Linked DNA regions of Homo sapiens: all the other regions are linked to region 2. Evidence: chromatin contacts called from ENCODE Hi-C or POLR2A ChIA-PET data. All regions are on one chromosome and are shown on one strand. Each heading gives the region's core, a stretch centred on a gene start or an enhancer-like site at or near the end of the contact. The rest is flanking DNA. Distances are from core to core; before and after follow the strand shown.

The links. Hi-C counts contacts between places; a loop is a spot of excess contacts on that map. ChIA-PET counts read pairs that join two places held with the same protein, here RNA polymerase II (POLR2A). Pooled maps may share reads with other maps.
Region 1: a pooled map shows a loop between it and region 2 (12-fold over the local background). The contact joins two enhancer-like sites. A Hi-C loop is called at or near these places in 5 of 37 single-sample maps with no recorded cell type and 12 of 50 pooled maps. POLR2A ChIA-PET finds 5 or more read pairs at or near these places in 5 of 52 experiments (B cell, activated CD4-positive, alpha-beta T cell, activated CD4-positive, alpha-beta memory T cell and 2 more).
Region 3: a loop to region 2 is called in a pooled map, with 4 times the contacts of the local background. The contact joins two enhancer-like sites. A Hi-C loop is called at or near these places in 1 of 37 single-sample maps with no recorded cell type and 5 of 50 pooled maps. POLR2A ChIA-PET finds 5 or more read pairs at or near these places in 5 of 52 experiments (AG04450, MCF 10A, PC-3 and 2 more).

What each region holds. Positions count from the first base shown.
Region 1 is chr13:42,496,541-42,499,677 of GRCh38, forward strand. No RefSeq gene overlaps it. Among named protein-coding and RNA genes, the nearest start is that of LINC02341, 73 kb to the left of the region's middle. Within about 2 kb of position 1,416, at least 2 of the 41 ENCODE cell types and tissues checked have a DNase peak (open chromatin) inside an H3K27ac peak, as active enhancers do.
Region 2 is chr13:42,353,011-42,355,943 of GRCh38, forward strand. No RefSeq gene overlaps it. Among named protein-coding and RNA genes, the nearest start is that of LINC02341, 70 kb to the right of the region's middle. RefSeq lists enhancers at 1,187-1,276, 1,317-1,406. Within about 2 kb of position 1,486, at least 4 of the 41 ENCODE cell types and tissues checked have a DNase peak (open chromatin) inside an H3K27ac peak, as active enhancers do.
Region 3 is chr13:42,547,532-42,550,411 of GRCh38, forward strand. No RefSeq gene overlaps it. Among named protein-coding and RNA genes, the nearest start is that of TNFSF11, 25 kb to the right of the region's middle. RefSeq lists an enhancer at 1,820-1,869. Within about 2 kb of position 1,425, at least 3 of the 41 ENCODE cell types and tissues checked have a DNase peak (open chromatin) inside an H3K27ac peak, as active enhancers do.

The DNA of each region.
Region 1 (3,137 bases), core at 166-2,665, 140 kb after region 2:
GCAAGCCCACGCCTTGTCCCTGCTGGCTTCTCCCTCCTGGCCCCAATGCCCACTTGCCTTGTCAAGTACCTGGCCACGCCAATGGTAGTCCTGGGTAAGCTCTGCCTCATATCAGTCTGCTTGGGCTCTGGCACCTTCTGCCACCCAATCCAACCCAAATTTATATAATTCAACAATACCAGCTGACCTTGTATGCTGTGGTCAGTCACTGGTCTAGCGCCAGGCTTCAGTAGGTAGAGGCATGTGTTTAGATCTGGTATCTTTAATTTTAGATATGGTGTAATGTACATCCCCATCACTGCCTTGGAACCAAAAGGAAAGGACAGTGATACCAAACATAATGACACCTTATAGCCTAGCTCCTTGAGGGCCATTTCACAGCCCTCCTATCTTTAGAATTGTAAAATGCCGGCCGGGCACAGTGGCTCATGCCTGTAATACCAGCACTTTGGGAGGCCGAGGCAGGTGGATCACAAGGTCAGGAGTTCAAGACCAGCCTGGCCAACAAGGTGAAACCCCATCTCTACTAAAACAATACAAAAATTAGCCGGGCTTGGTGGCATGTGCCTGTAATCCCAGCTACTCGGGAGGTTGAAGCTGGAGAATTGCTTTAACCCGGGAGGCGGAGGTTACAGTGAGCCAAGATTGTGCCACTGCATTCCAGCCTGGGTGACAGAGCAAGACTCAGTCTCAAAAAAAAGATTAAAAAAATTATAAAATGCCTATCCCTCAAAGTTGTAAGATTTGGTCGAGAAAGCTACAGATTCATTTCAGAATGAGTAGTCAGGGTGAGCCCCCACAGATTACTGAGAAAGCCATCAATCCCTGTCATCTCAGAACTGCTGATCATCATCTCATCTTTCTCTTTGCTCCAATTAACTCTTACTCTTTGGTTAAAACAACTAAGTTACGGGGGAATTAAAGGAAATTCTGTATTGACAAATACATGGGGCTGAACGGTGAATATATGCTAAGTAAGAAAACATATGTCTATTGGAAATTTAAGACTCTTTCCAGATGTTTACATAATTTACTTTTTCTTTCACTATACATGTAATGATTTAAAATGTTTTTTCCATGAAAGAATAAATTATGTTTAAATAGTAAAATGCCTATTGGCCTTGGGTTCTTCCAGGGAAGGCTACCAGTTCCCTTGGAGGTAAAAGCTAAGAAGTAACTAGAGGAGCAACATTGCTTCTGAGAACCCACACTGTGCCAGCCACTGTCATAGACATATGTCAGCTTGTTAGATCTTCAGAAGCACCATGAATGTTAGATGTTATACCTGTTTTACAGATATGGAAATGATGGTTTAGAGGGTGAAATAACTCGTCCAAGGTCACACAGCTAGTAAGTGGTGGAGTCAGGTTTTAAATCTAGGCAAGGCTATACTAAGTACCTGGATCATACCACACTTCTCCCCACTTGAGTCATGGGCTACTGCAGTTGGGGAAATGACTCAGACTTAGAGATAGTGCACATGTACATTCTCTGGAATAGTTCCTGGTATTGAGTAGAGGCTCATTGCATGTTAGTTTCTCACATCCTTTTCTCTAGGATGATTTCTGACAGCACATGAAGTCATGAAGGGGACACACATGAAGTGTGGCCTTAGATTAAAAGTGTGCAGTGTAATCATAATAATACCAAATAGTCCCTACTATTTGCCAGGTGCTGTACTATGTCATTTATGTGTATTAATTCATTTCATCATTTCAACAATCCCATGAAATACGTTCTACTTTTGTCACGCCGTTTAACACTTGCCAAGGTTTCACATTAGAGCTGGTAAATGAGAGAAATGGGACGTGAACTCAGGCAGTCTGTCTCGAGTCCAAGCCTTTAACCACTATGCGATACTGCCCACTAAATTATTAGCCTGCTGTAGTCTAGATACTGTGTACATATATATGTGTGTGTGTGTGTGTGCATATATATATATGTGTGTGTGTGTGTGTGTGTGTGTGTGTGTGTGTGTACTCCACCCTTGAGAATTGCGTTGATATGATTCTCTGGGTCCATCTTACAATGCCATATTATGATTCCACAATATGAGATTGTCCATTATCCTATTACAATGGCTTAATCAGACACATGCTATGAGCCAAGTGGTGGAGATGCCTTCAAAACACCCAAAGGAGTTGGCCAAAGCCGAAGAGGTTGACTTACAGCCCCACCACTCTTCAGCTCCAGGCACTGCACTGGAAACATGCACAATAAGGGAAAATTGACATTGCAATTTGAGTTGCAGATTGTACTGATGGTGTGGTTTGAATAAATACCATGCCCTTTGAAAGTCTTATATTATTACGCTAGACACATGAGGGTTTTCCTATTCCTATTGCAGGCAATAGGCAAAAATCTATCTTCATAGCTGAAATCTGTTTTGGAATTCATTGCTGCCTTTCTGGAAAGACACTGTTTAATTCTGTCTCCTGGGTGTGTGACCCTATGGTCTCTACCTTCTTTGTAGATCTGTGAATAAAGCTCTTTGTAATGAGGCCACTTTTTGTGCAACAACAACAAAATGTTTCTGAGAAGGATGTTAGAGCCAGACTTTCTTTAAGTAGTGGTGTCTGGTGTTGTTTACTTTTAAAATAGTTTCTAGTGCAAGGGAGAATTGTGTCCTAGAAGAACTGTCCCAAGGAGCTCATGAACAGGAATAATGGTTTGTACCACTACTTTCTGGAAAGCAAACGGGGATTTTGATGTGAACCCAGAAAGGGGTCGGACCACATTGACATATATTTTCTGGTTTCTAATCTTACCTCCACTGCCATTATGCACTGCATTACACAACCCTCTACCCTAAGGCCCAGCCACCCTACAGCCTTTTATCAACTCACAGAATGGTCTCAGCACAGCATGAATCTAGATGAGGGCTTAGGGACCCGTGGGTGGCCAGACCTCAGGCTCTGGGCATCAACAGGCAGACCTCCAGTTCTGCCCTGAAATAGAATTATGATATCATTGTGAGCCAATCAAATTGCCTGTCTGAGTTCAGTCCTGGATGCTCTGGGGTGGTAATTCCCAGATGATTTGATCTATGGTATTTTCTAGTAGTCTAATTTGATAATGTCATTTAACTGAAAAATATGTCTCTCATTATTATTATTATTATTATTATTATTATTATT
Region 2 (2,933 bases), core at 236-2,735:
TTACGATAGTAAAATATGCTCATTGAAAAAAAATACCCAAACAACATAGGAGGAAATAAAGTGAAAAGTAAAAATATCCCCCTTCCCCAAGGCTTCTAAGCTTCTTTCAGAACTCAAGGTCTACGCTTTTAGACTTTTGTATATAGCATGTTTTCTTTATCTATTTATTCATTGATGAAGGTTGATTCCATGTCTTGGCTATTGTGAATAATGCTGCAGTGAACGTGGGAGTATAGATAACTCTTTGACATGATGATTTTATTTCCTTTGGAAATATACCCAGAAAGGGGATTGCTGGATAATATGGTAGTTCTATTTTCAGTTTCTTAAGGAATCTCCACATTGTTTTTCATAGTGGCTGTCCTCATTTACACTCCCACCAACAATGTTTAAGGATTCTCTTTTCTCCACATTCTCACCAGCATCTGTTATCTTTTGTCTTTTGAATACTAGCCATTCCAACAGATGCAAGGTGATAGCTCATTGTGGTTTTGATTTGCATTTGCCTTATGATTAGTAATATTTAGCATTTTTTCATATACCTATTGGCCATTTGTATGTCTTTATGTCTTCTTTTGAGAAAAGTCTATTCAGGAATCTCAGTGACTTTATTGCTTTTTATCTTTGTCCTGCTGATGATGACTTGGAAAGTTTTAAAATATAAAACCTACAAGGTGGGGATTTTTTTTGTCTGTTTTGCTCCCTGTTATATATCTAGTGCCTAAAAGTGCCTGGCTTATAATAAGCACTCAAAAAATATTTTTGAATGAATGAATTAATGCATAGCAGCAACATTTACTTTGCACCTGTTGTGTTAAGTATGTTAAGAGATGCAAGGGAATTGAAGAAGCTAGGAATGGTTCCTGGGCCCTCACAGAAATTACGGATTAGTTTTCATTCAAATCCTTTATTTTTAAATTTATTAAAGACTGATAGCCTGAACATCATTGAATTTGTTCTTTTATATTTGGAAAATATGCTTCCAAGAGCATCGGTGTTCGTAGAGATTCTCACATTATCTGGTTCAGGGATTTCCTTGGATACTGCGAATTTGTAAGGATTAAATGCTTTAAAATTATAGACTCCTTGGAAAGCCCCAAGCTGATCTTATAAAGTACAACCACCTTTTTGTTTTTAAGCATAGGAAGTAGATGACTGAGAGAATAGGATGATTTAATTACACATCTGGGGTGAAAACATGGCAGTGTATTCTGTGTTACTCATGGAGCAAATATAATTCATTCAAGCAAGCCACGGAAATTGTGAATACAACTACCATAATGACTTGGTGATGATGGCTTTCTGAATGCCACCAGTCAGTCCACCTTGGGAGACTGATTTGCCAGAGGCCTCTCCTTTCTATCTGTGCTTCTGAACTGGGCTTGAATCAAAGCCAACCTACTGCCACTGCTCTAACTTGACTGCATTGTTTATGGTAATCCACGTGGACCCTGAAACCTGGTCGTCTGATGCACTACATGCATGCACAGACTGAGGGCAGCCTTCTCAGCATCAGCACAACCTCTGCAGTGAGTACTGCTCATAAGATCAGTGCAGGGAGCAGCAGATGTTTGCTCCAACCTTCTGCAGTACATGTAGTAGCAATCGCAGGGCTGAGGCTCTGTGGGCAGAGCCCACGTGGGCAGTCTCCCAATTTCCTCCTAGGGAGAAATGCATACAGAGGCTTAGCACCACAGTTGGGTGCTGTTCACTTCTGTCTAGTTAAGGAGTCATTATTAGCCAGAAAGGAACTATGATGTCAGTTTGGTCTTTGTGGATTTCCTGACTCAGTGTTTATGAAGGAGACACATTAGTAATGGTCTAAGATATCTGGTCCAATTTGTATCAAACAATAGTCGTTTCTCATTTTCCATTGCTGTGGTAATTTTAATGCATTCTCCTCTGTGAGGCAGTGGAAATAAATACCATGGAGGAAGATTCAAGGAGATGGTGCTTTTTTAGTCTTTTTTCCCTTCTAGCAACAGGATGAGGGTGTAAAAAAGGTCATGGACCAAGGCAATTTGGAGAATCATTATTTTCAGAGTCTGTCCTGTAATGACAGAGCTGTGGCTTTGTGTGCTCTATCTTCCCCAAGGATCCAGTGTCCAGAGTCAGGGGTGTTTCTGAGCCTGAGCACTCTGCAGCTCTCCGAGAGACCTGCACAGGAGTGCTGAGATCCTGCTGGCTTCCCTTTCTTATCTGTGAAGTGAAGATCTGAGAGCTGAGCCCTGCCTACGTTCAAGGGGTGGGAGAGTATCTGTGAGGCTTTTAGGCCTTTGAAGGCAGGTGCTGTAAGAGTGTGAGATAAAAGTTTCCGGAGATGAAACAGTGATCAGGAGGCCTCTGGAGGGCTGCCATCACTGCAGCTGATTTTCCCCTCTCTCTCACCAAGCCCTTGTCATTCAGTTTGTGGCCAGGTAAAGACTTAAGTTGAGGCGGGGAACATGGTACTGTAATGGCCTGTGAGGTCTCCTTCCTCATCCCTCCACTGGGGAAATGGGAAAGAAGAAAGGAGAGAAAGAAGGAAGGTTTGAGGGGGAGGGAAGGGGAGGTCTTTGATGGCATCTGTTCCTAAGAGCTCAGGAGGAGAGAGGCATTAAAGCTGCCAAGTGCCGGCTGCTTCCAGGATGTCTCATGCTCCTTCAAGCCCTTCTGCAGTTGTGGTCCTCTGAGCTAGGGCTGCCCTTGTCTCCGTCCTCACCTGGGGACTGGTGAAGCTCTCACTGGTATTGGCCTGGTGGGGGGTCAGGTGTCTTGGTCTTGGTGAGTACCCCGCTGTAGCACATGGTGTCATCCTGCACCATTCATTGTGTGTCTGACTCTCCCACTAGGCTGAACTCTCTAAGGATAGGCTGGGATTTATCCATCTTTACACCACCTCCCCCAGTTCTGAGTCCCAAGTGCCTAGCACAGAACCTGCCTAAGAAGGGAGA
Region 3 (2,880 bases), core at 175-2,674, 190 kb after region 2:
CTTCCAATGCAGACAGTTATGACTCTTAGCCCGATGGGCTCTTGGAAGGCTCAGCCTTTGTCTTTTCAATTTTTGTGTCCTGCACAGTATTTAGCATGGCCTTCTTCATACAGTGGATACTCCATAAACTGTTGTTGGACTTAACGCAGTATGTAGGTCACCCCAATGCAGGCTTCCAGGCAGTCTCCAGAAAGTTCACCAGCCTTCAGAGATGAAAAGTGGAGACTGGGAGCCTCACCCTTCACTTTCATTTCAAGCAGAGCCAGCTCATAAAGACAGAATCACTCTTTCTCATGTTTTTCCTGGAAGACAAAGTGTGGGCATATGATCACCAAGTGTGCTTTGTGGTCTCAATTTCACTGTCTACTAGCTTATAAGGTTTTATTTTATTTCTAGACTTAACTACTTTGAACTCCAGGAGGAATATTACAGCATGCCCTGGCAATAACTCCTTTACCTTCAGTCAGGTAACAAAATGACAGCTCAGATAGCATGGTGGCCCCAAACAGAAACAACATTCGAGATCAAACTGGAAACTTCATATGGTCAAAGTTTACTGACTTTCTCTAGATTGCTTTCTTCATAAGAAATGTGAAGGTAGCGCCAAAGCAATATACTTCCCAGCTTATGGGCCTCACTGAGCCTCAGTGTCCAGTTTAAAACTGCTCTTGATCCTTGTGTCTTGATCTTGGTAACAACAACTTCATTAGCAGCATGATCCAAATCCTATGTCCCTTTGCCATGGGATAATTCATTTTGAATTTGATAGAAATTATTCAGCCCTTTTAGCAGGGTGTAATTGTTTAGTGTTAACCTCGAGTCATTTGCCTGGGAACAAATCCTGGCTCCAGTACTTACTAGATCTTAGGGATCCTATATATGACTTAACTTTCTGGACTTCAGTTTCATTATCCATAAAATGGGAGTATTTATTTATTTTAAATAAAGGACTGGTGTCTAAAACTATTATGATTAATTAATTAGTCAATACATGTAAAATGCATTGACTAGGACCCTGAACATAGTAATTGTTGGATTTGTTAGATGTTATTATTTTAAAGTGATCTCTTCACTCAAAAAAGGAAATGGCAGAGAATTCTATTGGCTTTGTTGTGAACTCTACCTCTAATTCCTTTCCCTCTGCTTCCTTTCTTTTTCTTTTCAGAACATGTTGGAAATTATAAGCAAACTTGTAAGTGATGTATGTATATTTAGTTTCATAGACAACCTCAGTGTTACTTTCTGGCATTCTTCCAAAGTATCTTACAAGTTATCAATCTTGCCAGGACAGAGTGTGTTTTCTGACCACTTCCCCTTTGCAATTAAGGACTGTGACCACTCGCTTACGCACAGACTGAGACCAGCAGCCTTAACCCCAAAGGAGGTCAGAAACTCCCAGCTCTCCCCGCCAAGGGGGCTAGCTGAGAACCCGATACTGTGTGTTTCAAGGCTGTGGCTAAGGCTGTGACCATAGGAACTGGGAACACCCACCAACACCCTGTTTCCCCCAGCCCCACTTCCTTCGCTTCAATGCCATTAAGCATGGTTGCAGCGCCTTTGTGAATGTTTTGAGTAGAGTTAGGTTTCTGGTGTTTATTGTTGAATTGCTAAAGATTTGGAGAGAAGACAAACAGACAAACAGACATACAATGAAGCAGATGACAAACACCCCTGGACAGACTAGCACTATGAGCAGACACGCTCAGGACGACCCAGGGTCCTGCGGAGAGGTCCGGGAAGGTCTGGGCTCTCATCAGAGCCCCAGGATTTGGTCAGTTGCTCTGCAAATAAAACCTGCCTTAGACATCCAGCAAAGAGGCTTTATTTGCATAGGAGATTTGCCAGTCTGGCCTCCAAGATAGTAGGTCACAGTGAGGGTGGTGGTGAGTTTTCCTGTTTACTGTCTACCTTTGTGGACACATTGAATGTGGGGGCTGAAAGGGGTCAGCAAGGGCTGTCTCCTCTCCTGTTTTCAGATTTGGTGTCTCAGTGAAATCCAGTGCTTTGCCTCTTTGATTGTGCTCTGTCTCAGTGCTTCTCAATAGCATGTGATGTGCAGAGAAGTAAAAGAAATGAACAAAGATTTCTCTTCTGAAGGTGTGGGAGGGCATGGGAGTGGGGCTGGTTGGGCTGATGATGGAAAGGTCAGATTGCATTGTGTCGTCCACAGGCTTTCCAGCTGGGCAGGAAGGCTTCCCCCTCTGACTGCATCATGGCACTTCTTGTACATACTCACTTACCCACAGAAACTAAACTCCGCATGGATAGAGGCTGTGCCTATGCGGTTGGCTATTGCACACCCAGCATCACCACAGTGCCTGGCACTATCAGACTCTTCGTGCCTATTTGTTGAAATGTCTACAAATAGACTAAATACATATCAGTTGGGATGGCCTTGATTTAAAATATATTAAGCCCCATTGCCTTTGTATCTACATTTGTGTTTGCCAGAACAATCATGCTGGCTTGGGGTTTTATCAATATGGTCGTTGCATCTGTTTTCCCTTTTCTATGGTGGAAGCAGGGATAGTGGTCCTTCAAGAGCTGGGAAGAATATACATTTGAGAACAGCATGTCCAGGCAGCCTGTGATTTCCTGGGAAAATGGACTCCAAATGCTCTTCCATCCTATTTGTGGAGTCTTGTCATATGCAGGCTTCTCCATCCAGGATTGATTGTAATTCCTTGAGATCCTGGAATCCCATCTCTCCTTGGGGAGAAGTTAAAAGTTTAAAGAAACTGAAGTTACTGGATCTGGTGAGGAGGAAGTTGAATGGCCCACTTTAAGATGATAAAAGGTTACATTTTTTTGAAGATTGTGTTGGCTGCAAGACTATAAATTATAGCTTAACATAGGAATCAAGAGCCTTACAGTTTTACC